Linked DNA regions of Homo sapiens: region 2 is linked to region 1. Evidence: chromatin loops called from intact Hi-C (ENCODE). Cell type or tissue: Caco-2. All regions are shown on one strand. Each heading gives the region's core, and the rest is flanking DNA. Links, peaks and the distances in the headings are about the cores only. Region 1 overlaps ATP10D (ATPase phospholipid transporting 10D (putative)). Region 2 overlaps LOC107986277 (a long non-coding RNA gene).

The links. Hi-C counts contacts between places; a loop is a spot of excess contacts. Peaks named below come from ENCODE experiments on the same cell type or tissue, not always from the same donor. Only the 100,000 strongest peaks of a DNase experiment are listed, where the experiment ranks them.
Region 2: it touches region 1 in a loop (7-fold over the local background); 15 of 110 quality-filtered maps call a loop at or near these places.

Annotation. Positions count from the first base shown.
Region 1 is chr4:47,524,014-47,539,388 of GRCh38, reverse strand. It overlaps ATP10D (ATPase phospholipid transporting 10D (putative)), which reads right to left. Exons shown (of 23, transcript NM_020453.4): 5 at 13,747-13,832; 6 at 3,774-3,880; 7 at 3,356-3,487; 8 at 2,825-2,952; 9 at 2,451-2,703. Among named protein-coding and RNA genes, the nearest start is that of ATP10D, 46 kb to the right of the region's middle. In Caco-2, for the core only: no CTCF peak of the experiment used is centred there; a DNase peak (open chromatin) is centred at 7,978.
Region 2 is chr4:47,465,790-47,481,164 of GRCh38, reverse strand. It overlaps LOC107986277 (a long non-coding RNA gene), which reads right to left. Exons shown (of 3, transcript XR_001741683.3): 2 at 13,542-13,649; 3 at 10,686-11,092. Among named protein-coding and RNA genes, the nearest start is that of COMMD8, 9.8 kb to the right of the region's middle. In Caco-2, for the core only: no CTCF peak of the experiment used is centred there; a DNase peak (open chromatin) is centred at 7,604.

The DNA.
Region 1 (15,375 bases), core at 6,517-9,016:
ATAATGCAGAGTGTCATCATATTCAATATGATTAGCTATATTTTACATTTGCATGGTGATTACATAATAAACACTTAACATTTTACCCCTTACACTCACAGGTTACCAAAGTTGACTTAAAAATACATGTACCTAGAAGAAAATATAGTATATTTTTTAACAATACCAGGTATGATGGGTTGTCTGAGCTCAACACTACCATCAGAAATCATAATATTCATAATAATTGACAAATTTATATAACAAAGATATAAACCTTTTGATAAGAAGAGACACTGGAAGCACAGTTTAGAGACTGTGGTAGGCAGAATTCTAAGATGGCCCTGAATAGTCCTGTCCCCCGTGGTAGATGCACCTTGTGACTATGCTATGATTAAATTATGCTGTGTGGCAGAAGTGGAAGGATTTTGCAGATGTAATTAATCAGCTGACTTCGAGTAATTTGAAAGAAGACTATCCTTGGTGGACATGATCTCATTAGGTTAGTCCTTTAAAAAGGATTCAGGACTTCCCTGATGTCAGAAAGATTCAAAATGAGAAATTCTGTTGCTGGCCTTGAAGAAGCAAACTGCTCTGCTGTTGTGAGGCTGTTTGGCAGGAAACAGCAAGCAACCTCTTGGAGCTGCGAATAGTTGGGGATGACAGCAGCAAGAATGCAAGGACCTCAGTCCTAAAACTTCAGTACACTGAATTCTGCGAAATACCAGTGAGCTAAGCATAGGATGAGGTCATCAATAAGATCACAGTCTCAGCAGACACCTCTATTTCAACCTGGTGGGAGACCCTGAGCAGAGGAGGCACTTATCCTATACCCAGAGTCCTGACTTAGAGATACTGTGAGACAGCATATTTGTGTTGGTTTAAGCCATTATGGTTTGTGGTGATTTGTTATGCAGTGATAGAAAACTAATAAGTGATAAATAATGAAACAGAAAAATATTTGTCACATATAGAAGAAAAGGATAATATAACATCAGGGTTGATATCCTAAGTATTTAAGAACTTGTTTTAAATGAGTGCACAAATGAACATCAGCGCTGGCCACAAACAATCTAGACTAAGCATACAAGCTGAACATTAACCCTGACCTTACATAAAAGCTCTCCCACAGACTAACAAGAACAAAGAAACCCCATTTAAAAAACAGGGAAATAATTCAATTAATTTACCAAGGAAATTCAGATGACTGAAAAACATATAAAAAGGTAAAAATCTCATCACTAAGCAGAGACAAATTAAGACAATGAAGTGCTAACTTGTCTGTAAAAATCACACAGATTAAAAAGTGTAACTTCATTACATTATGGCTGGGTGTGAAAAAGAAGCATTATTTTTCTGGGTTGTAGGAATGTAAATTAGCATGATATTTTAGAGGAAAATGTGTCTTATAAAAACAATTGAATAAATATATATGTACCAAGATGCATAATGAATGCTGAATTTTATTTATCATAATTTTAATCTTGTTTATCTATCTTCTTGTCATAAATCTAAATTACATGCAATCAGGGACTCATGCCACATATTGGGAGCTCACAAAATGTTTGGTGAATGAATAAGTGACGTTAACTACAAGTGCTTTTATATTAACAAACTAAGTGGCCACCATTAAGCATAGCAAACTAAGTTTGACCACATATAGTAGAAAACTATATTCTTAATTTTAAGTTATGAACTGACTTAGGAAAAATTTCATAAGACATTGTTGAATAAAATAAACAATTTACAAAAATAGTACTATTACATGTTCTAACTCATAAAAGGGAAAATGTGTAAATATATGTTCACATATAGAGAAATATGCATAAAGAAATAGCTGGTTACATATTCACCAAATTGTTAATGGTGGTTAACCTTGGGAGAGTAGGGCTTTTAATTTGTTTTGTTCACTTCAATGAATTATCTTCAAAGGAGCACATATTTCTTTTATAAACTGCAAAATTAATAAAGTTCAACTCTTTAAAGAATTTTGTAAACTTGGAATTTACAAATTTATTTCTTTAGAGTCAGAAGTTCAGCTCATTTTGCTTAAACTAGTTATTCTTAATCAAGCACCAATGGATACCTAGGGGCCAAACAATGAGGCTAGAAGGAGCCTGTAATGCCTTTGGAATTATTTCCAAAATATTTTTCAAAGAAATGGCCCATAGTTTCATCAGCTTTTCGAAAGTATTTATAGTACAGTATCATTGTCATCCCTCCAATTCCCACCCTTTACTTCCACTAGTAATTTACTTCACTTTTAAAGAAACCATGGCAGTAGACTCCTTGACTTTAACCTACTAGCTTTTGAAGGAACAACAATGAAGTTTAAAGGCCATCTGGAAGCATTAAGTACTCAATGATTAAATAAACCACTTCTATGTCAGAATTGTCAGACATCCAACACTTAAGTGGTTTCAAAAAAAGACCAATGCTAAGGTTGGTTTTCACGGAAATCCAACACTCACCATTTTCTTCATGGCAGTAATCAAATCCTGCCACACTACATCTTCGAAAAACCATCTTATTCTCAGTGAGGGTTCCTGTCTTATCGGAAAAGAGGTACTGAATCTGTCCCAGATCCTCGGCGATGTTCAGGGCTCGGCACTGAACAATAGAATCCATTTTTTCATTGTAGAAATCCACATCACTTTGAATGAAATATATTTGTCCAAGCTTCACAATTTCGATGGAAACATAGAGAGAAATAGGAATCAAGACCTAAGAAGATCCAAACAAGTTTTAAAATGTTAACGTAGGTTAAAAAAGGATGTGAAACTGAACATAGCTGGATAAGCAGCAAAGATGTTAAAATTCTACCATAAGCTTGATAAAAAATTACCTGTAACAAAATGATCATGGTCCAAAACATATAAAATCCTGCCAACAGTGGTGATATGATATGTCCATCAGGCTCGGGAACATTGAAAAAATGCATCTTTTCATACCTGCTCAGCCAGATTCCATGACCTTTCAAAAAATACACAGACATCAAAAGGATGCTAAATATATGGCATGCAAACAAAAAATTTTATTCCTAAAGGAGAAGGAATGAGAGTATTCATTTTGGTTGGACATCAACTGTTTGTTTTTGGAAACAAAATTCAAATTCAAAAGGCTATACATTCTCTCTCTCTCTCTCTCTTTCTTTAAGTCACTCTCCAGGTTTCTTCAGTACTATGGCAAAACGTAAATGGATAGAGTCAATATTAATATTTTTCAGGCTAAAGGATGAAAGAGACAAGGATATGAGGTAAAACACTACTGACAAAATCCACCTTACCAAAGTCAAATATTCACAGATATAATTTTGAAATAAAATACTTTAATATCTTGCTGAAAAGATGTCAGCAAATAATCAAATTTTACCTACCTACTGCGCCAGTTAAGCACATTATGACCAGAAGCATGACACACCAGAGGACATCTGTGTTTGCTCTTCTTTCTAATTTGCTGCGCTTATACCGTGGCCCACTGTTGTTCAGCATTGCTTTGGTTTCATGGCCTATGAAGGATGTGCAGTATGATAGAAAATGTACAAATTAAAGCCAAGAAGCGAATACCATATTTAAAAATCTCTCTTGCAGACAATTTAATAAAACACAGTTACATGATCTATTTTGTCAGTTCAATCTGCTTTTGTGATCCATTTAGAAAAACAGAGACCAATAATTAAGTTTATCAGGCAAAATTTCCTTTCTGCTTCAACAGATTGCATTTTTGAGTAAATGAAAAATGTTAACTTGTAGAAAAGCACAGAGTAGACAATGAAAATTAGAAACATAACCGACCTGCATAAACCACAATGCCCACAACAGCCTCTGTGTTTCTAATGGTGCATCCTCTAAGCAACAAATTTTCTTTACTGAGACCCACGCGTTCTTTGTTGGAATGTTCTCTATAAGAAAGACAGCATATAAATTCACTTTTAAACAGCAAAAGTGGGGATATAAAAATAAATCTCATGGCCCTTGAATGTTTTTGACTTGGAGTAAAAAGGCATTTCACAAGAAAGTTTTCAAATCTCTGGCCCATTTACTTTGGTTATTGCAGTTACTTGCTTTGTTTTTTGTTTCTTTTTTTTTTTTTAGACTTTTAGGTTCAGGTGGTACACGTGCAGGTTTACTATGTAGGTAAATTGTGTGTTGCAGGGCTTTGGTGTACAGATTTCTTTACCCAGGTGATAAGCATCATGCTTAAGAGGTGGTTTTTTGAACCTCATGCTCCTCTTACCATCCACCTTCAATTAGGCCCTGGTGTCTATTATTCTTATCTTTGTGTCTATATGTACTAAATGTTTAGCTCCCACTTATAAGTGAGAACATGTCATATTTGGTTTTCTTTTCCAGCATTAGTTCATTTAGGATAATGGCCTTCAGCTCCATCCACATTGCTACAAAGGACATGATCTCATTCCTTTTTATGGCTGCATAGTATTCCATGGTGTGTACATAAGTCACATTTTCTTTATCCATTCTACCGCTGATGGGGATTTGGGTTGATTCTGTGTCTTTGCTATTGTGAATCAGTTACTACTTTGTCTAGGAAAAGATGCAACAAGTTTCCAACTATCATTATTTTCAATGGTAGTCATTGTTTGACAACTTCTATTACTATAAAAAAATATTCCAAGCAAGAATCCTGCTTTTCTAGTATAAACTGTATTTAGGATAACTTAGTAATTGATGAGGGAAGAAATCCTGATAGAATTTAAAAATTATCATTTTCGACTTGGATGAAATCAAGAATCATTCTAGGCAATGATAAGCGATGGCTGCTAAAATCAATGGTTAAAAAGGCTGATGGGAACTTTATAATAATAGGATAAGGCTGATAACACTAATCTTACAATGGGACAAGGAGACATCGTGGGCCTCATGATTTATGGGAAAGAAAGTCATGGCCCTACAGGCGCTTAATCAAACCTCTATTAGGCATTTCAGTCTGGGGTCTGTGGCTTCAGAGGATCTGTGAAGCCTTTGAAATTGTATGCAATATTTTGTGTGTGTATGTATGTATCTGTGTATACATGTTTGCTATTTTCCAGGGAGAGACTCTGTTTGTTTCATCAGATTCTTTAAATGTCCCTTGATGGTTTACAGAGAATAAGATGGCCAGAGAAACATGTTAAACATCACCACAAGAATGCAGTTGGCCAGTTCTAAAACGTGGTAAATTCTGCAGGCAAAATGACCTGGTTTATTCAGAAAATGAACGATGGAGGGGAAGCCCAACCCAAGGAGGGGGAAGTCACCTCAATCTAGAATGTGATCAATTCTGTAAGCTCAATGACTCAATTTATTGGGAGAGGAAATGTAGAGACATACCAACCAGATGCAAAGTGTAGACCTTGTTTTGATCCTGGTTAGAATAAGACAACTATTAGAAAACATTTTTCAGACAATTGTAGATATTTGAACAAAAGCTTGGTATTACATGATATTATGGAATGGTTAAGTTTTGTCAGGTGTGATAATGGTATTGTGGTTGTGACTCATTTAAGTCCTTATCTGCTATAAGTATATAGTAAAGTATTTACAGTGAAATTACACAGTGGAGGGGTAGGAAAGGAAGTGGAAGTGGAAACAAAGATGGAAAAACTGAAATAGCTCAGGCTGAGTGACGCCACATGGGTGTTCGTTATACTTTTCTTTCTACTTTTTTGTGTTTGAAAATTTCTGTAATAAATAATTTAAAAATTATTGAAGTAATTACTTGACTAAATTGCTACAGTGGCAAAAATACAGAGCAACAGTAATGGTTTTCACATATTTTGAAACTGTCCTTTTAATTTCAGTATGAAAATTAGGTTGTTTTCTAGCAATAAACTTCAATTTACAAGTCACTGCTTGTTCCTTACATATATAAAAGTTGTTAATATAACCTTGCTATATGAAATTACAATTAAAATAAAATAAAAATTATTCAAATAAGGTTTCATACTACAAAGAAAGAGAAAGACAGATTTATCATTTCACTCCCATACATTGTAAAGCACTTTCTTCTAACAGATATATGTTTATATTCCTGCACATGCACAGGCCTGTGTACGAAGAGATGGTAAAAGCCAGATGCATCCTTGAGTTTAAGCTAATTCAGCTTTTTCGTTTTACAGATGAGGAAATGAAGTCTCAACATTCACATTTGCATATTAGCATTCCCAAGTAAGCACCAGCCAGTCCTCAGCAATGTGGCATTTTTTTTTTCTTATCCCTAGAGTCCTTATAGGAAAGAATTTAACACATGAAATCATCAATTCCAAAGTTCCTCAGAAAGTATTAAGATTTTTTCCCCTGAAATCCTTATTTTTCACCATTAAATCACTTTGAGGTACCACCATTAGACAAAGTTCAGCTTCTATATTAATTGCACTTACTGCAAATTCCAAAAATGTCCTGTATTTTACCTGTGTCTGATAATTGGCACTTACGGTATGGTACCTTCAGAGTTTTGTATGAGGCACTGGCTGTCACATACAGCTTCCATGAAACATCTATCTACTATGTGCCCAGCGCTCCAACCCAGATGCTAGAAATAGAAAAACAAACATGCAGTCTGGACTCCCGTGGTCTAAGAGGAGGTAATACAGGTAGAAACATGTAAGAGTAGTAAAAATATGATAGTATGATACGAATCTGATATTCAGCATACAGTGTAGTCACAAATAGGGAGGATGTCAGTTCTACCTTAGAGCATGAAGATCAAAGAAGGTGTCATATAGACAGGTAGCTTAAGCATCTCAATTTGTGCTTAATTTTTGAAAACAGGCCACAAAGCAGGAAAAGAATAAGGAGCCAGTTTAGTGTATTAAAATAATTCCACAGAAAATCACTGTATCTACCTAGGCTGATTCTCTTATTAAATGCTTCCCTGCCAATGGCTGAGGCCAGCTCTCAGGATGGACATGAATAGAGTAGACAAAAGCCCCTCCAATCACTAGTGAAGGCAGAATCTGAGGATTCCAGAAGGGAGGCCACTTTGGCAGTCAGGTCATGATAGTCAGAAAATAAAGCAGCAAATTTCAAAGCAAACGGATATCAGAGGAGCCATCACAAGTGGGAATCAAAGGGCAGGGAAACATGTTGCCCAGAAACCTAGGGAAAAGTGACAATTTGGATAGGCAGAAAGCTAATAGGGCCTTGGAACTAGGTAAGTGCTCTGAACAAGACTCAGTGCCCAGCACAGCAAATGATGCTCGAATGTGTCTATTAAGAAGAACCATATCCAAAGGGTGAAAAGAGAGGCTGACAAAAGTAGGCCATGGCTCCACTCCCAGAAATTTTGAACTACTTGTCAAGATGATACAGGAGCAAACAGTTCTGAGGTAGCAAGAGCCGGAGTCTCAGACACTAGACAAACTATCAGAATTGGGACACAGGATCAGAATTTCTGTGGCAACAGTGTTCTCATACAGTTTTTTAAAAATCTAACTACATGCACTGGGCCAGATTCTTTGCAGAGTGCTATATGCTCCAGACCACAGAGTGTAGACTAGAGTTCCTTCCTGTTCTCTCCACCGCATAAACCAAATACATCCTGCTAGGGGCAAGTCTGAGCTCATCAGGGAGTCAGCGTGCCCAGCTGTGGGAAGAGGACAGCTGAATAGGCTGCACCCTAAGACAGATCTGACCTCAGGTGAAAAAATGGCAGCCCCTGATTCTGACATTTACAAGAGGAAACTTTATTCACAGTCAGCAGCTAGAGGAAATGATCCTTGAAAAGGACTCATCCTAAGAGATGGCTTATGAGAATGTTTCTGATGAGAGAGGGGCAGCTGCCTAACTTCTTTTCATGAAGACCATCTAAAATTTCCATGGAAGGACTTTTCTAATACTAACCCCAATAACTTCAGGATAAATGTTTCTTTTTAACAAAATACACAAGGCCCTTCAGGCTCTGGCCTCTTCATGATCTGCCTTATTGCTCACCTACATTCCAGACATACTTAGCCACATAGAACAATACAAATACACTGTAGTCTTGGGCCTCTGTGCTCTTGCCTATGTTGCTCCCTCAGCCTGAAATGCCAGCCATTCTTTTCACTTTATTGTTTGCCTAGCATCTTCTCATTCTTGAAGATTTAATTCCAGCATTATCTCCTGATTAAGACTAAGCCTTTCCCTCTTTCCACTGCATGGTTCCCTCCCTGTCCCTACCCTATCAGATGTCTGTATCCAGTGCTACTTACAGATGCTATGGAATCCTGAACAGACCAATAACAAGAAATGAAATTGAATCATTAATAAAAGACCTACCAACAACAAAAAGCCCAGGGCCAGATGGATTTATAGTCAAATTTTCTCATCAGTGCAAAAAAAAATAGCTGATACCCATCTTACGGAAACTATTCCAACAAGTCAGAGGAGTCAGATTAGGGGCTCCCTAACTCATTCCATGAAGCCAGCATCACCATGATACCCAAATCTGGCAAGGACACAACAACAACAAAAAAGAAAGCTTCAGGCTAATATCCCTGATGAATACAGATGCAAAAATCTTCAATAAAATATTAGCAAACCAAAGCCAATAGCACATCAAAAAGATAATCCATCATGATCACATGGTTTTATTCCAGAGACAGAAGGATAGTTTAACATATACAAATCAATAAATGTGATTCACCACATAGACAGAATTAAAAACTAAAACTAGGCTGGGCGCAGTGGCTCATGCCTGTAATACCAGCACTTTGGGAGGCCAAGGCAGGCAGATCACCTGAGGCCAGGAGTTAGAGACCAGACTGGTCAACATGGCAAAACCTCATCTCTACTAAAAATACAAAAATTACCCAGGCATGGTGGCACGTGTCTATAATCCCAGCTACTCAGGAGGCTGAGGCACAACAGTTGCTTGAACCAGGAGGTGGAGGTTGCAGTGAACTGAGATCGCACCACTCTGCTCTAGCCTGGGAAATAGAGTGAGACTGTCTCGAAAAACAAACAAACAAACAAACAAACAAAAAGAACAACAACAGCAACAACAACAAAAACCCACATAATCATTTCAATAGATGTAGAAAAAACACTCGATAAAAACCAATATCCTTTCATGATAAAAATCCTCAACAAACTAGGTGTCAAAGGAACAAACCTCAAAATAACAAGAATCATGTATGACAAATTCACAGCCAATATCATAAAAAAAGGGGGAAAGTTGAAAGCATTCCCCCTAATAACCGTTGTTCCGGTTCGACAAGAGGCCTACTCTCACCACTTTTGTTCAACATAGTACTTGGAGTCCCAACCAGAGCAATCAGGCAAGAGGAAAAAAAATAAAAGGCATTCAAATTGGAAAATAGGAAGTCAAATTATCTTTGTTTACTGATGACATGTTCTTATACCTAGAAAACCCTAAAGAGTCCTCCAAAAGACTCCTATACTTGATAAGCAACTTTGGTAAAGTTTCAAAACACAAAATCAATGCACAAAATCAGTAGCATTTCTATATACCAATAACATTCTAACTGAGAACCAAATAAAGAACTCAATCTCATTTACAGTAGCCACACACACACAAAATAAAATACTTAGAAATACGTTTAACCAAGGAGGTGAAAGATCTCTACAAGGAGAAGTACAAAACACTGATTAAAGAAGCTGTAGATGACACAAATAAATGAAAAAAGATCCCATGCTCATGGATTGGAAGAATCAATATTGTTAAAAATGTCCACACTGCCCAAAGAAATCTACAGATTCAACGTAATTCCTATAAAATATCAACGTCATTTTTCACAGAATTAGAAAAAAGAATTCTAAAATCATAAGGAACCAAAAAAAAGTCACAATAGCCAAAACAATCCAGAACAACAACAAAAAAAGCTGGAGGTACCACATGACCTGACTTCAAACTATACTACAAGGCTACAGTAACCAAAACAGCATGGTACTGCTACAAAAACATAGACACATAGATCAGTGGAAAAGAATAGAGCACCCAGAATTGAAGCCACATGTCTACAACCAACTGATATTTGACAAAGTTGACAAAAATAAGCAATGGGGAAAGGACACCCTACTCAATAAATGGCGCTGGGAAAATTGGCTAGGCATATGTAGAAGAATAAACTAAATCCCTACCTCTCACCATCTACAAAAATTAACTCAAGATGGATTAAAGACTCAAATGTAAGACCTGAAACTATGAAAATCTTAGAAGAAAACCCAGAAAAAACTCTTCTGGACATTGGCCTAACCAAAGAATTTATGATTAAGACTTCGAAAGCAAATGCAACAAAACAAAAATAGACAAATCATATTTAATTGAAATAAATGGCTTCTACATAGCAAAAGAAACAATCAAGAGAGTAAACAGACAATGTACAGAATGGGAGGAAATATTTGCAAACTATGTATCTAACAAAGAACCAATATCCAGAATCTACAAGGAACTCAAACAAATCAACAACTACAAAACAGTAGACAAAAGACATCAACAGACATTTCTCAAACGAAGACATACAAGAGGCCAACAAGCATAAGAAAAAATGGTCAGCATCACGAGTCATCAGAGAAATGCCAATTAAAACCACAATGAGATACCATCTCACACCAGTCAGAATGACTATTACTAAAAAGTAAAAAAATAACAGATGTTGGCAAGGATGCAGAGAAAAAGGAATGCTTATACACTGTTGGTGTGTATGTAAATTAGTATAACCCCTGTGGATAACAGTATGAAGACCTCTCAACGAACTAAAAATAGAACTACCATTTGTCCCAGCAATCCCACTACTGGGTATCTACCCAAAGGAAAAGAAAATGTTATATTAAGAACACACCCACACTTATGTGTTTCTTATCATGCTATTCACAACAGTGAAGTAATGAAATCAACCTAAGTGTCCATCAATGGATGATTAAAGACAATGTGGTGTGTATATATATATATATACACACACACACACACACACACACACACACACACACACACACACACACACACACACCATGGACTACTATTCAGCTATAAAAAACAATGAAATCATGACTTTTGCAGCAACATGGATGGAGCTTGAGACCATTGTCCTAAGTGAACTAACTCAAAACGAGAAAATCAATACTGCATGTTCTCACTCATAAGTGAGAGCTAAAGAATGGGTATACATGGACACATGGAGGGAAATAATAGACACTGGGGACTCCAAAAGAAAGGAGGGTGGGAGGGGCATGAGGGTTGAAAAATTACCTATTAGAAACAACGTTCACCATTCGGGAGATGGGTACACTAGGCACCCAAACCTCACCATTGCACAACATATCCATGTAATAAATCTGCACAAAGACCATTGAACCTATAAAAATAAAATTAAAAGATGCTACTATTATATTCTACATTTCCTTCCATCGCACTGTTACTTTTCCTAGAATTTTAACAAACTTCATTGAGTTGTTTATCCATTTATCTGTTGATGAACATTTGGGTTTCTGCCAGTTTTTGGCTATTACAAATAAAGCTGCTATGAGCATTGTATACAGGTCATAGAATGGACAAATATTTTCATTTTTCTTGGGTAATTGTCTAGGAGTGGGATGGCCATGTTATATAATGGGCATATGCTTAGCTTTTTCCAAAATTTCCAAATTGTTTTCCAAAGTGGTTGTACTATTTTACATTCCCACCAGTAGCATATGAGTGTTCAAGTTCCTCTACATCCTTGCCAACACTTGGTACACTTGATCTTTTTAATTGTAGCAGGTAAAGCTCTGTGGTTTAACCTGCATCTTTTCACAAAATTATTTGCCATTCATATGTCAAATACATCAGTTCAAAGTCTTTTGACCATTTTTAAAGTTGTATTGTTTGTTTTATTACTGGGTTTCGAGATTCCTTTATATATTATGAATATAAGTCCTATAGGAAATACATGGATTGCAAATATTTTCTTCCTGTCTGTGACTTGTCTTTTCATTGTAAAAACAGTATCATTGGAGGAGCAAAATTTTAAATTTTGATGAGTTCTTTTATTTTTCTTTAATGGATTGTGATTTTGGTGTTGTATCTAAGAAATCTTTGCATAATACAAAGTAAAAAGATTTCCACCATTTTTTTTCTGAAAGTTTTCATAACTGTAGATGTACATTTAAGTCTAGGATTCACTTTCAGTTAATTTTTGTAAATGGTGAGAGGTATGGATTGGAGTTCACGTTTGAAAATATAAATACCCCATTGTTGCAGTACTGTTTGTTGAAACGATAACCTTTCTCCATCTATGTGTCTTTGCACCTTTGTTAAAAACCAGTTGTCCATAAATGTGTCAGTCTATTTCTAGACTCTATAATCTCTTCCATTGATCTCCTGATCTATCTTTATGCCAAAATGACACTGGCCTGATTATTATACCTTTCTGATAAATCTTGCAATCATGTGGTTTTAGCCTTCTAGCTTTTTTCTTGTTTTTTCAAAATTGCTTTAGTTATTTCGCATCTCCACTTAAATTTTAAAATAAGATTGTCAATTTCTTAAAGACCTTGCTGAGATTTTGATTGGGATTTCACTGACTCTATAGATAAATCTGGGGGGAAACTGATTTCCAATTAAGTAGCTCTTCAATTTTGTTTCACTAGTGTTTAGTGGTCCAGTGTACAGGTAGCTCACATTTTTTGTCAGATTTATACTTAAGCATTCCATTTTTCTGATGCTATAATAAATTGTATGTTTAAAAATTTCAATATCTGCTAATTATTAGCATATTAAAATACAATCGATTTTTGTATCTGGATCTTGTTTTCTACAACATTGCTAAACTCATTATTTCTAGTAGTTTTTTGGAGATTTCATCAGATTTTCTACAAAGAACATTATACCATCTGTGAATAAAAGATAGTTTTACTTCTTTCTTGTTTGATATCTTTCATTTCCTTTTCTTGCCTGACTACACTAGCTAGACCTTCCAGTGTAAGCTTGTCTTGTTCCTGATCTCAGGGGAGAAGTATTTCATGATTAAATATGCTGCTGGCTCTAGGTTTTTCATGGGTGCCTTTTATCAGATTAAGTTCCCTTCTACTTCTAGTTTGCAGGAATGAAAGTTAGATTTTGTAAGATGCTTTTTCTACATCTATGAGATGACCACCTAGTTTTTCCCTTTTGATTTGTTTAATATGGTTTGTTAATATAGTACCAGAATGGTGAATTACATTGTATTATTTTCTAATGTTAAACCAAACCTGATTTTTGGGGAATAAGTCCCACTGGGTCATAATATATTATCATTTTCATACATAGCTGGATTTGATTTGTTATAATTTTGTGTGGAATTTTTGCATCTATGCTCATGTAGGATATTGGTCTTCTATTAAATGTCTTTATATGCTTTTGGTATCAAGGTAATAGTATCAGGATAATTCTCATTTCAAAAAATGATTTGGGAACTTTGCTCTTCTCACACTGTGAAGTAGGTCTAATTGTCTTCTCTTAAAAATCAGGAAACTGAGGATCAAAGTGGGTAGATAACTTGGCTCAAGGCCATAGAGCATTCATGGGCTGATGCCTGAAATTAGGTAAGGACCCCAAATTCTAGCTGCCCTGGCAAAGGGGATATGGATGCCACAAGATACCTCCAGAATGAATATTATATGTGTATGTGTGTGTGTATAAATACTTATTAAATAATTAAAATAAGCCAAACTATTTTAGTAGGTGGCTAAAGTTACGACCTTTAGTGATTTAACAAGGGTATAAGCACAGAAACACTTTATCAAATTAAGTACGATTGCAACACACAATTCCACTTACACCCACAAATGTTCATCATGTATTACTCACAGGAAGCCTCGGAATCTGCTGAGGTCATTGTTTGGGCTTTCACATTCTATCCTACTGGAAAACTTCTCAGGATCAACTTCAGAGTCCTAAAAATATTTTTTGAATCACAAAATAAGAATTCAAGGTTAAACCCTTAATATTGAAGTGTTTTATCACTTTCATCAATTCTTAAAATAATGCTAAGCCTTTTTGCAATGAAGTTCATATCATGAATTTCCCAAAGGAAGGAAAGTAGAGGCATAATCATGTGATCCATATTTGGGATCAGAATGGTCCTAGGGCATTATTAAACATCTGCAGGTGATGGGAATGACTGAGTCATTTACCGAAATCCACACAGGACTCCCCAGAAGAGAGCTTATACTTATAAACACCTTTTTATCAATAAAGCACTGAAAAACTGAAAATACTTTTGTTGTTGGTCTTTAATCACATAAGTGGTTTTTGAGATTAAATGTATATGTGAACACTCCGAGAATATATGCATTTGATCTCAGCCAAATTTTATAAATAAAACATTTAAAAATAAACTAGACATCAATATCTATAATATTTTCTAATGGATCAGACAGATAATTTCAGAATTCTTTATGAAAACAATGAACAAATAAGCAAAGTGCCTTTGTAGGACATAGCTCCTTTAAGGTATGGATTCCCCTGAAACAAGCCACATCAACCTTATTTCATTACTTTTATTTTCATATCCATTTGACCAGTAAGATAAATGCTATTGATATTGATATATCATAATTAATAAGTATATAATAGGAAACATGAAAATGTGAATTATATGATATGATTTATTTTCTAATGAGCAATATCCATGGAGTTCTTTCGACGCACTAAAATCTATTATGCACTTTAAATATATTAGCTAATTTCTTCTTCACAACTCCATGAGGTAGGTACTAAAATAATTGGGTCTAATTAACAGATGAGGAAAGAGACACAAAGAGGATCAGTAATTTGCCAAAGTTCTCAAAACAAGAAAGTGTTTAGAGCAGGATTACAATCGAGGTCACCAGATTCACCCTTAATGAATGCACAGTGTGCTGATTAGTATTAGACTGGTGCAAAAGTAGTCATGCTTTTTGCCATTACTTTTAATGCAAATATTAATTGCTGATTAATACTCATAGTGGGTGTGTAGTGGTACAACAGAACGTTAAGTAGTGCAGGATTTTTACCAATGTCTTTGGTACCAGACTACTTACAGAAGTGACAATGACAGTAGTCTAGGAGGCATATCAATCACAGAGGATCTAAATGAAATCCATAGGTAGAGAGGTGGGCCCAATATGACAAGATGAAATTTACCAAAGATAAAGGTATTAGTAGGCTAAACCACTTTTTTTGGTTTCTAAGTGTAAGACGGAGTAACCCTGACTTAACAGTAGTTTGGGTTAAAAAAAAAATAGACCGAGCGCAGTGGCTCACTCTTGTAATCCCAGCACTTTGGGAGGCCGAGGCACATGGATCACGAGGTGAGGAGATCAAGACCATCCTGGCTAACACGGTCAAACCGTGTCTCTACTAAAAATACAAAAAATTAGCCGGGCATGGTGGCACGTGCCTGTAGTCTCAGCTACTCAGGAGGCTGAGGCAGGAGTATCATTTGAACACAGGAGG
Region 2 (15,375 bases), core at 6,452-8,951, 58 kb after region 1:
CTGATGAAGAAGCCTGTGTTCCAGGCTCTCGAAGAGCACAACAAGTGGCCGAGAGAATGTTCAGTGGGGTTGGCGAGGAGACTGGGCCAGCACAGCTCTAGACACCCCAGGTCCCATGCAGCTGTCTTAATTTTCACATATCTTTATTCTTTATTTTCACAGTATGTTCTGCAAATAAAAGCTTGGCATAAAAAACTGAACTGGATTCAAAATCCATTCACATTATCACAAGGAATTCCAGTATTACATTACCCAGTAAAATATTAGTTGGAATATTGTGACTGCCAATATTCAACCAGTTTTGACATAAAAATGATAGCTTTATGTGGTTCAACTAATAAAAAAAAGGACTATTAGCATCTTTAGGTATAATGTCAATTATTGCACAGTCTGGTATGGTTGTAAAAGTCATTCATAAGCTTTTGTCACATATTTGAGTGAACAGAATTTCTCATTGAGAGTAATTATCAAGAATTTGAATGAATCATTATAAAGTATCAAAAATTGTAACTAGACATTTTAAGCATAAAACCTCATATGAAAATGCACCCAAAAAGAAGCTAGACACAAAAGTCTACATATTGTTTGATTCCATTTCTATGAAATTCCCAGAATAGATAAAGCCATAGAGATCGAAAGTAGAGTAGTAGTTGCCAGGAGCTGGGGGAAGAGAGGAATGGAGCATGACTGTGAAGGGGTACAGGGTTTCTATTTGGTGTGATGAAAATGTTCTGAAATTAAACCACTTAAAAGGGGTGATTTTTATGGTATGTAAGTTATATCTCAATTAGAAAACATATAAGAAAAAATGTTCACTGAAGCAAGCAAAAGATAAGAATTTTTAAATGTTTTATGAGGATATTGTATATGAACTCAAAGTTTAATATTTTTCTCAATACTTCAAATTTTAGTTTTTAACAATTCTGTAATACAAGGAAAACACAATGAAACTTTATACCAAGCCCCACAGAGATCAGTTAGTTTACTTCATGAGGCTGTACAGGTATCATTTTTCATGAGTGCTAGCACATGAAAAAGTACTAAAATCTCTCTGCTGTATTATCCTCCAACCTGTAACGAAGTCTGCTCTGACCACTGCCCCTATCAATTGGGTCGGGAAAGTTGGGAAGGAATGTCTGCCTGAGAGGAAGAGGCCAGAGAAAAGATGGCAAACTTGGAGGCTATATGACCAGTTAGGATTAAAAATTCATGGGAAGGTCGGGCGCAGTAGTTCACACCTGTAATCCTAGCACTTTGAGAGGCTGAGGCGAGCAGATCACTTGAGGTCAGGAGTTCGAAACCAGCCTGGCCAACATGGCGAAACCCTGTCTCTACTAAAAATACAAAAAAATTAGCCATATATGGTGGTGGGCACCTGTAATCCCAGCTACTTGGGAGGCTGAGGCAGGATAATTGCTTGAATCCGGGAGGCGGAGGTTGCGATGAGCCGAGATTGCGACACTCCAGCCTGGGCGACAGAGCAAGACTCCGTCTCAAAAAACAAAACAAAACAACAACAACAACAACAACAACAAAAATTCACAGGAAGCACAAATTCTGGCTAGGAAATGATTAACCCCTCCTTTCTCTGTGAATCTTGTAATCAGGAGGAAGTTCTAGCTATTTTATTTGAATTTTGAGGGATAAAGCAACCTTAGAAGGCAGAAAGAATTTGAAATATGTGGATTAAAAATCAATTCTACAATCACTAGAAAAAGTTGGACCAAAGTGAATTAAGTCTTCAGTTTCAACCCCTCTGTACCCAGAACTTTGTATATTTTGTTCATTCACTTATTCATTGAACAAATATTAATAGAGCACTGAATATGTGGCAGGCACCATTTCGGGCGCAGGGAATATACAAAACAAACAAAAAGCCTTGCTCCTTATTGGATGGATGTAAAATATTTAATATAACAAATGGCAATGTGTGCTATGAAGAGCACTGCAAGGTGAGGAGGAGAGAGAGTGCCAGAGTAGGGGAGAGGGATAGCTTTTGATTTGGGGAAGGTCTTACCAAGAATGTGACATTTAAGCAAAGATCTGAAGTAGGTGAGCGAGAGAGCCATAAGGGTGTCTGGGGATGGAGCATTTCAGGGAAAGAGAACATGCAGTGCCTCGAGGCAAGGGTGTGCCAGCTATGCTGGAGAGGCAGTAAAGCACTGGCGTGCCCAGGGCACTGTGATGGGGGAACAATGTGGAGGTGTCAGTGGGAAGTAGTAAAAGTGACATCAGAGCCATAAAGTCATGGAAGACTTTGGATGTTACCCTGTGTATACTGCAAATATGTAGATAGGTTTTGAGTAGAGGACTGATACCGTCTGGCCTGTGTTCCAACAGGATCCCTCTAGCTTTTTTTGTTGCCAATAAACTGTAGGGAGCATGGTTGATGCTGGGAGACTAGTCAAGAGGTGATTTTAACAATCCTGGGGAGAGGTGATTTTGGCCTAGGTTAGAATTGTAACTGTGAGGGTGGTGGTCAGCTTCTGGATATATTTTGAAGGTAGAGCTAATAGGATTGTTTGTAAATTGTGTGTGAGTTACAAGAGAAAGAAAGGAATCAGGGATAATTCCAAGGTTTGGGGTGGAACAACTGGAAGACAGAAGTTTTTAAATTGTCCTGATTATTGCTTACCTGCAGAATAATTTATTGCTAACAGTCCCTGGATCTGACCCTGATGGGGATGGTAAAGAGTATGTGTGTGTCGGGGTGGTAAGGTTTTTATTTTGTTTTCATAAGTGCCTCAGTATCTGATAATTGGCCACTTGGAATCAACAGTTATGAAGCATGTATTCCTTTAAGGATAAGTCTAGCCGGGCACTTTGATCCCCTGATAGTATTACTGCTAAAAGCCAATTATATAGCAATACATTTTTTCTTTACTTATTTGTTTCCCATTTAGATACATTTTTTGAAATATTTCACTCTTCAGTTCAGTATCTTTAACAGAATCTTGCAAAAATTTCAAAAGAGAAACTAATGATTTCAAAGTTCAAAGTGAAGTTTCAGAGGGGCTAGCAGAAGTTTTATATAGGATTTGTCATTTCAATGGGCCTTAAAATGTGAGCAAGAATATCCTGATGGAGAAAACGAGGAAAAGCTTCTGGCTAAAAACAAGAAACAAGAAGAAAAACACAAAGATGTTAGAGTATATGGCATATCTGGGAATTTTAAAAATATTTATGTGGTCAGAATATTGTAGAGAAGGAAAGAACAAAAATTAAGGCTCCACTGTGAAGGTTTTCAAGAAGGAGAGTTGTGGTCCGACCAGGGCTGTAATAAAGTAACCTAAAATAATGGGTAGTGTGGCACTGCAGTGTGAGTGAAATGAAACGAAGGCCTGAAACAAGAAACTGGCAGTGAGTGTGGAAAGGATGGTATATATTCAAGAGTTTGTGCAAGGCCAAGTCTTCCCTGTTATGACAAGAAAAATGAGAAGGAACAGAGCTCCATCCAACAATTTAGGTTGTATGCTGGCAGGAATGTTACTGCTCTGCAGGAATGGGGTCAGTCAGCGGGTCCTGAGCTCTTCAGAAGATCCCTGACCTGGATAGGCTATACTACCTGATGTATTTTTGGTCTGACAGATGAAACAGCACTTAAATTGCAATAGGAAGTGATATTACTCCGTTCATTTAGTTGCCTTATAAAAAGTCTAGTGCAAGTTTCCATGCTGAATGTAGTGATATCCCTGCCATCTACTAGGTGAAGTGTCAAATCTCCTTTTTGAGTGATTTTGCTGATCAAGTTCCATTATCAGGATGTTCATTCATGGAAATATAACAATAGAAAGTCACTAGGGCCATGGAATTCATACTGATCTCCTGTGTGCCATGGAGGGGCACACAGTGAACTTCAAAGGTGCTGGTCATGTTCTACCATTTCTTTTTTTTTTTCTTTTTTTTTTATTATACTTTATGTTTTAGGGTACATGTGCACATTGTGCAGGTTAGTTACATATGTATACATGTGCCATGCTGGTGCGCTGCACCCACTAACTCGTCATCTTTTTTTTTTCTTTTGAGACGGAGTCTTGCTCTGTTGCCAGGCTGGAGTGCAGTGGTGTGATCTTGGCTCATTGCAACCTCCGCCTCCTGTGTTCAAGTGGTTCTCCTGCCTTAGCCTCCTGAGTAGCTGGGACTACAGGTACGCGCCACCACACCCAGCTAATTTTTGTATTTTTCACAGAGACGGGGTTTCACCATATTGGCCAGGATTGTCTCTATCTCTTGACCTTGTGATCCGCCTGCCTCGGTCTCCCAAAGTGCTGGGATTACAGGCATAAGCCACCATGCCTGGCCAATGTTCTACCATTTCTTAAACTCAGTGGTGGTGTATTAGGGTTCTCCAGAGAAACAGAAGGAACAGGATGTGTGTGAATGTGTGCGTGTGTGTATGTGTCAGTATAGGAAAAGAAAGAGAGAAATATTTATTTTTAGGTTAGCTCACAACACTGTGGGGCTATTAAATCTAAAGTCTGCAGAGCAGGCCAGCAGGCTGGAGACCCAGGGAAGAGTTGATGTGGCAGTTCCAATTAGAAGGCAGTCAGCCAGCAGGATTCTCCCTTTTGCGGGTGGGGCCGGGGGGCGGATAGGAGGAGGGGAAGATCAGCCTTTGCTTATTAAGGTCTTTAGCTGGTTGGATGAGGCCCACCCACATTATAGAGGATAATCTACTTTCTAAAAGTCTTCTGATGTAAATGTTAATCTCATCTAAAAAATACCTTCACAGACATATCTAGAATAATGTTTGACCAAATATCTGGTACTGTGGCCCAGCCAAGTTGATACATAAAATTAACCATGACAAGCGTGTACATGAGTCTTCCTTTAAACTATAACTACACATTAAAAATAAAAACAGGCCAGGTGTGGTGGCTCATGCCTATAATCTTAGTACTTTGGGAAGCTGAGGCAGGAGGATTGCTTGAGCCTAGGAGTCTGAGACCAGCCTGAGCAACATTGTGAGACTCCGTCTGTACAAAAAAATTAAAAATTAGCAAGGTGTGGTGGCACTTGCCTATAGTCTCAGCTACTGGGAAGGCTGAGGCTGGAGGATCACTTGAGCCCAGGGAGTTTGAGGCTGAAGTGAGCAGTGATCACAACACTGCATTCCAGCCTGGCTGACAGAGCTAGACCCTGGGTCAAAAAAACAAAACCAAACCAAAAACAAAGTAAAGGGAAGAATCTAGAAAACATCCTAACTATTGCCTTTGTCGGCCAGGCAGGCAGAGTTGAGAGGCAGAAAGGAGGGCTGCCCAGACCCCCACAAGAGGCTGACTCCCTTGCTGTATCTGAAACTGCTTCTGCTGGCACCTGCTGGCATTGACTATTGCTATTATTTAAATCCACCCAGGCTATCATGTTTCATGTTCAGACTAATTTGAATCATTTGTCATGTAGAAGACACAATTCCTGAACTCACAGTAAGCGCAGAGCAAGGCAAATATGTATTATTCTGTTCACCAAAATGATGTTTCTTAAAAATGATGTGTTTATTGAAGTTCCATAAATCAAAGTTTATTTCAAATGCCTTAGAGAAGCTTATTGTTAAAGAAGGCTGGTGATGAATTCCTTTACAATTTCAAATTTTGCTATGTTCCTTTTCTTATAAAAGGGCAATTATTATGTGCAGTGTACTCTACTAGCCTGCTAGATTCTGAGTGGTTCTTTACATTGTCCCTTGATAGGCTATTATTTTGTACAAAATCCATTTGCCATCATTAGCATATGCCCTTTGTAAGAATTCTTGACAATGTTTTCATGTGTGTGTACCTTTTATTAAACCAGCTTTTACAAATGCTAACAGAGACAGCTTATATTATCCTTTTAAATGCTCTTGATTTACATAGTTTAATCTGTGCTAAAATTCATTTGATATTTTGGAAAATATTTCTCTGCATAAAAACAGGTTAAAATAAAATGAGTTTAACAAAAATGAATTTACACAAGTGTCTGTGTTCTTTTTGTGTTAATTTTTAAGATGTACTATCTCCAGCATATACTTTTTACTCCCCATTCTCCCTACGTTCCAGCATGTCAAGTGGACACTCTGTTTTACTATCAAAGAAAGTCAACACTTGATTAGCTCTATTGAATTGTGTTCTGATGATGTCGATGCGGTAGCCAGTGCTTGAGTCTGGATTGGACTTGACCACTGGTGACTTCAAATTCTGAGGACCTCTGTTTCCTCTTCTGTAATAGGAAGTCTGATTAGATGCCTTTTGAGGTTAGGTTGGCTTCTAAGATGGTAATTATCTGTCCAAGTTTTTGTTTCCTATAATTTAGCAACAATATCAACAGAAAGGCTATATTAGAAAATTCTACCTGCATCCCCCTGGATCTGAACGTTCTTCATGATACTATAAATAGAAATCTCTTTATTCTTGGCATCAAATTTTGATTTACAAATTTACTCATTTTTGGATACATACTGACATTGGGTTTTATTATCTGTCTTTTTGATTTGGGTGATTCCTTCCAACTAAATTGCCGTGCTTATCCATTTCTGCCTATGGATATTGAACCCATCTCCCAAATCCTGCTTCTTCCTTTACCTGAAGGTCTTTGATCACCCTGACAGTGAGTTCTCCTTCTTTTAAACTCCTGGCTTAGACCCACCATGTGACATTTGTCTTTATTTTTATTTTGTTTTTGGAATTTAACTAATCTAGAAAAATACAAAGTCCATAAAACAAATTCATATTATCTTACCGTTCAGAAATTCAGAATGAATTACAGTTACCATTTTGGATTTTATGCCTCTAATCTCTTGTTTCTTGTTTTTTTTTTGTTTTGTTTTGTTTTGAGACTGGGTCTCGCTCTGTCACCCAGGCTGGAGTGCAGTGGCGAGATTTTGGCTCACTGCAACTTCCTCCTCCTGGGCTCAAGCTGCCCTCCCACCTCAGCCTCCCCAGTAGTTGGGACTACAGGTGCACACCACCATGCCCGGCTAATTTTTTTTTTTTTTTTTTTTTGGTATTTTTTGTACAGATAGGTTTTGCCATGTTGCCCAGACTGGGCCTTAACTCCTGAACTCAAGCAATCTGCCCACCTCAGCCTCCCAAAGTGCTGGGATTACAGGTGTGAGCCACCATTCCCGGCCTCTCTTGTTTCTTTGATGAAATACTATAGATATCACTAAAGTCCTCTTCAACACCAGTCCAAGTCTCATTGCCAGAAGCTACATGTACATATGTAAACTTCCAGATTATTTAAAAAATACACATATATATGCTTGTAATTTTTTTGCATTTTAACTTATGTGCATGGTTGTTATATGGTATGACAATATATAGTTCCACATCTTACGTAGGAATGTGGATCTGAGAGTTCCTTTAGGAGGAAGAAAGTACAGAAAGAAATGTTTCCTTTTTAATTTCCTGATATAAACCAGACTATGCAAGGAAAATCTGCAAAATACTTTAATTATCTCCAGGCCTTTTCTAACTTTCCTCTTCGGTTCTCTCAAGGATTGAATACGCTCATGCTAAGCTTTGCTGCTCCAAGCTCATTGTTGAGGAATTTCTCTGATAGCCCTTCTGGCCCATCTACATTCTTCAAAATTACCTATTTATTTGACTTTGACCAAGGCTGCCTTAACATTCCCCAGCTTGACTAAACTTTAGATCAGCTTCTTCCCTGACACTAGACCCCTGACCTCCATTTTTGTACAGCATATTTAGAAAACCTGTAACATATTTTCCTGCCCCTTTGAAATATAAATCTTTCAATCAGTCTCTTGTCAGTTTTAAAACTTACGAATGTATTTCTCAAGAACCTTTGAGCCATGTCTTTGAAATGTAATCAGCAAATCAGATAGTCACTCTATCTTTCATAACTTTGGTGGGTACCTTCCTCCAAGTTGTGAAACTGCATCCTGTCACAAAGATATGGGAAAATTTACTTTTCTTTTGAGTAAAACCAATTAGTAAACACATATAACTTATACACTCCCTCTCACTTCCAACACTTAGAAATCCTACTGTCCTTTGTTTCAGTGGTGTTGAGTTTGGATTGAGTTCTGGCCCCTCTCCGCTATTGGAATAATGTTGAATAGAGTCTTCCTTGCCTGTTTAACATTGTCCAATACAATTTCTGTTTTGACACTTTCAATGTTCTACCCAAATCAAGATTCCTATTTCATAATGGTTCTTCAAACAAAATGTCAAAAGGAAAGTAATCATAATCAAAACTTCAGTGACTTACATGAATGGCCAGTTCTTTCTTGAGTATCATAGGGGCTTTCATATATTTTAAAAACAGCTATCTGTTAATTCACATATATTTCTGAGCTCCTTCCAAGCAATGTAACAGCAAATAATTTAAATATTTTAGGCAATAGAGCCAGGATATTTTGGTCAAGGATAAAATTTTGGACCATCCTTTGTGGCTTTATGCCCTTGATTTTCAATTTCAGCTGCACATTAGAATTAGATGTAAAGAACATATGCTGCTGGGTCCAACCCCTGGAGATTCTGATTTCATTGGTTGTAGGTGTGAGCTGGTCATAGGGATTTTGAAAAGCTCCTCAGTGGATTCTAATTTCCAGTCAAGGTTGGAAATCACTGCCTACCCTTTACATCGTTGTTTTTTTGTATTTTCCCAAGTCGGAGTCTTGCTCTGTTCACCCAGGCTGGAATGCCGTCGTGCAATCTCAGCTCATTGCGACCTCCACCTCCTGGTTTCAAGTGATTCTACTGTCTCAGCCTCCCGAGTAGCTGGGATTATACGAGCTTGCCACCACGCCCAACTAAATTTTGTATTTTTAGAAGAGATGGGATTTCACCATGTTGGCCAGGCTGGTCTTGAACTCTTGACCTTGTGATCTGCCTGCCTCGGCCTCCCAAAGTTCTGGAATTACAGGCGTGAGTCACTGAGCCCGGCCTTCATAGTTTATTAAAGCACCTCTTCTATTTCCGAATTCAACAAACACTTTTTGGGAGTCAGCTTTGTGCCAGACACTGTCTAGATACTCAAATGAATGTGGCATGGCCTCTGCATTTCAAGGAGCTCTCAGAAAAATGGGAAAGTCAGAATATGAAGAAACAGCACAATGCAATAAGGACTATAATAGATGTTTATTCAAAGAGTTATGAAAACACAGGTGAGACAGCAATTAAAGTTCTCTGGGGGTTGTGTCTGAATTCATTAGGCGAACTAGGTGTGCATGGAGAGAGTGGCAGGAAGAAGGAGGGGAGATTCTAGGCAAAGGAAACAGTAGGAACAAAAGTCCAGGATCAGAAAACCACCATTCTCTAAATGTTCTAAAGGCCTCCTTTGTTATTGCTGCTGCTGCTGTTGTGACAACATTTGGTCTAAGCCAGGTGATCTCTTGGTTAGTAAAAGGTTACATTTGCATTTTCCAGATCTTCATCTTTTCTATGAAGTTTTGTCCACATCACTGTATCTCAACACTGACCTATGTCAAAATTATCTGGGGAGTTTTGTAACAGCAATGACGGAAGATTGGTGTTAGTAGTCAAAGAGACTCCGACAATATTTGTCTGCAGGGTATGACCTTTTCTTTCTTTCTTTTTTTTTTAAAGCTCCCCATGTGTCCACTACAAACAGGCATTAAGGATCATTTTGGGAGACATAGTGATAATTGCATTCCTATACAAATTTAGAAAACCTCGCTTGAGTAAACTTAGCCAACCTGTATTTTAAATGGGTAGACTTTATGGTATGTGAATTATAAAGCTATTTTAAAAGTACAAAACAAAAGTGTGACACATTTAAAGTTAAAAATCAATACTCAAAAATTCCCTGGGTTGACGAATGTGCTTCTTTGATTAAGAACCACTGGCTGAAATCCTAACAGCTTACGGATGTGGTGGTTGTAAATACAGGGCTTAAAAGGGGTAGCAATTGGGAGGCAGGAGGTTTTACACGCACAGAACCTTCACCAGAAAGATTAATTGAAAACCTGGTGTGCCATTAAAGAATGCCAGCCCCTGAGGATATAGCATGTATTACATCTTAGGTCCAAAATTGCAGCTTATTAAGTATTTCACTTTAACAGAGCGATTTCAGCTTTTAATGTATTGTTTTCTTTAGTGCTACACTGAAATAAATGTTATGGGCTCCCTCTATTGCTCTTCTTAAATCAAAGTATCTGTTTATTTTAAAGATCTCTTTAATGGAGATCTTAAGTGGCTCAAGCTACAAGATTATTTTTATCTACAAAAATATAATGAAATAAAGAGGTGTTAACATTTCTGAGTTACATATGATGCCCTAAAAGAAAGACAAAGGCCTTCAGTTTATTAAGTTCATTGACCAGAATGAAATGAGACACTTATCAAACTGATTTCTAAGAACCAGTTTTTATAGGCAAACAAATCTGTCTAGGTTTATACAGACAAGATTAAACTCATCACCTTGCAAATCTTTGCCAATTCGTCATTCATAACTTCTTTTAATGCAATAGAGCCAATGCCAATGTAACATTCAAATATTTTCTATATGGTTACAAGACCATAATTAAACTCCTTTGAACTTTAAGCCCCTTTCCTCTCAGTAGTTTATGAACAGGAATAATTTTGTGCAGGTTGCAATGCAAATAGCTAATTACATATATATTGCAACACAACTAATTAAGGTGAACAAATTAGTCAACTTCAAGTCATAGGATAACCTGAAAAGCAGGTTTGAACTGAGGAAATAAATGTGAAAAGAAGAAATACAGACCATTTCTTTTTATTAAAGGAATAAACATAAACTCTGAATAATGAACTAACATCTTTTCTTTATTCCTATAACATTTTGTTGGAAATTGTAATTACTGAAGATACAGTTGTCAGTTCATAGGTAGTAAAAGTACGTAACCCCAGAATTTGGGGAAAAACAAATATTTTTCGTCTGAAATTAACTAGTAAAACTCAACTCATAATGATGGGGACTAGTAATGCCCAGAGTAACCTTCTGGGACTGAAAGTTCTAGTATTTCCTGAATCTTGGTCAAGACTCCACATGAAGTAATTGCAAAGGTATGGCATCTAGTAAAATGGAGAATCAAAGAAACATAGTTTTTTTTTCTGCACAGTCAAGAGAAAAGCATGCTTTCTTCTTTCTTTCACTGGAAATATCCCTGGAATGAAAGAGGGTCATTAGGTCATGACAATTTAAAGAAAAAAATTAATTTAGGTCTATTCCATTTTCTTTCATTCAGTCTTACATTCACGGAGCCTCCTTATGATCTATAATTTGGTTGACTAAAAGAACTTGTGGATCAAAATACAGCATCCTACAGAAAAACAATTTCTACTCTGTGACATTCTGGTTTATCAATCAGTCTCTTGAGAGTTTGGTTACAATGAGTCAGTCTCTTTTGGATGAAATGATAAGCTCAAGTTTGGGGACCTAAAAAGCTGAAAAACAGACTCTTAATTCTGAATTAGTATATTCCAGAGGCTTACCTAAACAGCCAGCCAAGTTCACCTCCTTGACTTCTCTCAGATATAACTGGTATAATTACAAATTTTAATCTAAGCTGATTGTGGCAATAAAATGAAAAGGGATTGATTGGATTACTAGGCTCTCAGATTTTCCTCTTAATATAAATCTGAATCGATACATTTTTGAGGCAGATGCAAGACATTAGTTGGAGCCCAGTTTTATATTTTGCTAGTGGTAAGTGCAAGCCATGAAGGATTATGGCTCCTCATGAAAATGTGAAAGACAATTGTTTACAGTGTTTATATGAGGATTTCTTCTATGAGAAATTCTCTTTTATTTTTTAAAAGGCATGATTGTGGTAGAAACAACTATACATTTATTAAATTTCATTTCTTTCTCCACACACAGCTAAGTTATATTTCCAAAATTTCCTTACAATTGCATGCTGCCATGAAATTGGTTTCCAGGTGATGAAATGCAGGTAGGAATGATACACATTATATCTAGGTCTGGCACGTAAAAACTCCCTCCGTGATCCTTCATATTCTTCCTCTTTCATATGCAACCAATTCCAGAATAAAGAGAATTCTGAGGTCTTAGAGAATAGAAGAGCCACCTAAATGCCTGCACCGATATGCATCAGACTGTTAGGTAAGCGCACACACACACACACACACACTCACACACACACAAAGACGAAGAAGATTATGTTAAACTTCTAAAATTCTGCAGTTTTATTTAACTAATTAACCATTAAACTAATTAACCAGCTGCCTAATACAGACATTGGAATAAGGAGTGAGAGGCTGCTGTAATATAACTAAAATATGTGGTTGCTTAGCGATTATCAGTAGGCTAGAATTCTAGGGATTCATATTATGCAGTGCCTAAGACAACTCAACAATTAGGAAAGCAAATCCCATTCCAATGGAGGCTGCAGCTGTAGAGAATGGGGTAAAAAACAGATTATCATCAGTGTAATTTGATGTTGTTGGTGATGTTTAGCAAGATACTGGAGGAAGGGGCTGAGTTCAGGTAAGACCTGGGTTTGAAAGCAAAATGAAAGTGAATCATTAGAGTCAAAATTTATTATAGCTATCTTAAAATATTTAAGATTTTTAAATAAAAATTTGACTTAAAAATGCAGAAAAACTAAAAGAAGAAAATCAAAATCATCTATAATCTCCCAAATTAAAGAAAACCATTGCTAAAATTTTGTATATTCCTGTGTCTAGGAAATTGCACACTACACATGCACACACCTACACACACAGACACCCAGCACACCATGGATCACACAGAACAAATAGATTTGAAACATAACTCTTTTCCCAATAGTTATTGTGAGCAAGTTTATATTCTATTAAATATTCTTATATAAAATCACTTTTTTGTGGCTTCATTTTATGTTATAATATCATTTATTAAGCCAATAACTTATTCCTAGTTATTTGCTATTGTAAACAATGTATAAATGAATATTCTTGGAGCCAAATTTTTTTTTTCCTATATATTTCTGGAACTGGAATTTCTTTTTTTTTTTTTGAGATGAAGTTTCGCTCTTGTTGCCCAGGCTGGAGTGCAATGGTGCAATCTTGGCTCACCGCAACCACTGCCCCCCGGGTTCAAGGGATTCTCCTGCCTCAGCCTCCCAAGTAGCTGGGATTACACACATGTGCCACCACGCCCAGCTAATTTTGTATTTTTAGTAGAGACGGGGTTTCTCCATGTTGGTCAGGCTGGTCTCGAACTCCTGACCTCAGGTGATCCGCCCACCTCAGCCTCCCAAAGTGCTGGGATTACAGGCGTGAGCCACCGCACCCGGCCTGGAACTGGAATTTCTAAGTCAAAGAGTAGGTACATGTAGAAAATTTTATAAATGCAATCAAAACCCTCTAGAAAAATTGCCAATGGCAATGTATAGGAATGCCTATTTTTAAAATGTATATTATTATTTTATAATTTTGTCTTTTAATTTTTACCATTGAGATCATAACCCAAGACTACAGGCCCGTGGATGCAAATTAGGAGTCATTTACTATAATGCTTATATTAGTTGGGATCAGACTGAGGGATATTGACATGAAGCCCGCCATAAAAAAGGCTTAAATAAGGGGGAAGTAGGGTAGTATTTCACGTACATGTCCATGTAGGTAGTCCTGAGCTAATGTGGCATCAGGCATGGGTTCAACAATGTCAGGTACCTTAATTCCATCCTTTTGCCGCTTTGTACTTGGTCCATGACCTCCCTGTCCAAAAACAGCATCATTTGAGTTCTAGAAAGCAAGATGGAAGCAGAAACAAAGAAGAAAAAGGCAAATGGTACATTTGGGTTCTCCTTAAATAAAAGGTACCGAGAAGTGCTATATAATACTTCCATTTTCGTCCTATTGGCCAGCACTTGGACACCACCCACCCCAGATGAAAGGGAGGCTGGGATATGTACATTATTTTATTTGAGCTTCAGGACAACTTTATTAAATATGTGGTAGTTTTATCCCTATATTCAGTAGAGGGAACTTAGGTATGAGAGTTTATCCAACTTGTCCAAGGTTATATGGTTAGTAAGTGGTGGAGACATAACTGGAATCCAGGTCTGTCTGACTCTAGACCCTGTACACTTAATCACCACACCATTGCACCTCAAAAAGACTTTCACCAACAAAGAAGCTATAGTCTATGGCTCTGTCTCTTGTTCAGGGCATAAAACTTCATGCTGGCTTGGATGACAGATGCTTTACTATCTCTTTTAGTCTGCATTTCACTTCCACAAGCATCTCTTTCTCTTCCACAAGCATCCAATCCACCATCAACTTCTATAGGTCTTAGTTCCAAAATATATTTTGATTCTTTCCATTTGTATCTAGTTCCTGCTACCACCATCTATCACTAAGCCCCTGGAATTCTACAGTCTGGGGGTGGAAACTAGGCCATATTAACTCTAATCTCTATATTAGTTAGAATAAGTCTGGAGTAGCCTCCAAATTGGTTCCCCTTCTTTTGCTCTTGCACTCTAAGATCTGTTTTGCATAGCATAACTATTTTCCAGTTTCCATGGTATAAGCATTTAAAAATGTAAACCACATTATGTCAATTCACTGGTCCAAATCCATGCCCACATCTCTGGTATCTTCTTTACCAAATCCATGCCCACATCTCTGGCATCTTCAAGGCCTGTCCAGCCACACAGGCCTTGGGTAATTATGCTGAATAAGGCAGGCTTTCTCTTGCCTCAGAGCCTCTGCATTCTGCTCACAACTATTTTTCCCCAGATGTTGCCTTCATGTCTTTTCAGCCTTTATGCCTTAGTATAAATGCCATTTGTTAGCTAGGTGCTTTTTGACCAATCTAAGGTATATTTCTACCATCCCTTTCTATTACATGACTGTTTTATTTTCCTGAAGATACTTCTCAGTATATTTCATCATCTTAATTGTCTATTTGTTCATTATCTAAGCACTCCTTCTCCTCTGAAACCAGAAGGTAAATTATTGTCCACTGCTTGCATTCCCAGAGTCATTAGAGCATCTAATCAATGGTAGATGTTTAATCAACAATTGTTAAAGAATGAGTGAATGAGTGAATTTCCCAAAGCATGGCGCGCAAAACTCTTTCCTCCTTCCACCTCAAAACAAAAAATCTCAAGGAAACTAACTTCAGAAAAAGAGCACCAAATTATTTCACAAATAGCAAGCTTGAATTCCAGTTTAAGCTCAGCAAGGGCACACACTGTGGTTTACCTAAGATCTTTGTACACCTCTCCCAGCTGTTAGCAATGACCTACATCACCTATACAGCACTATATAGCTGGCTAGTTGGGTTTCAGATGCAGATCACATCTCTAAGGCAGTGACAGTTCACTAGGAGGGTAACTTTCTGGAACCCACTAGACTTTGGCTAGATAACAGTAGAGCAAAGAAGTCCACATAGAAGGGAATATAATACAATTTTCTATGTGCCAGGCCAGACTTCATT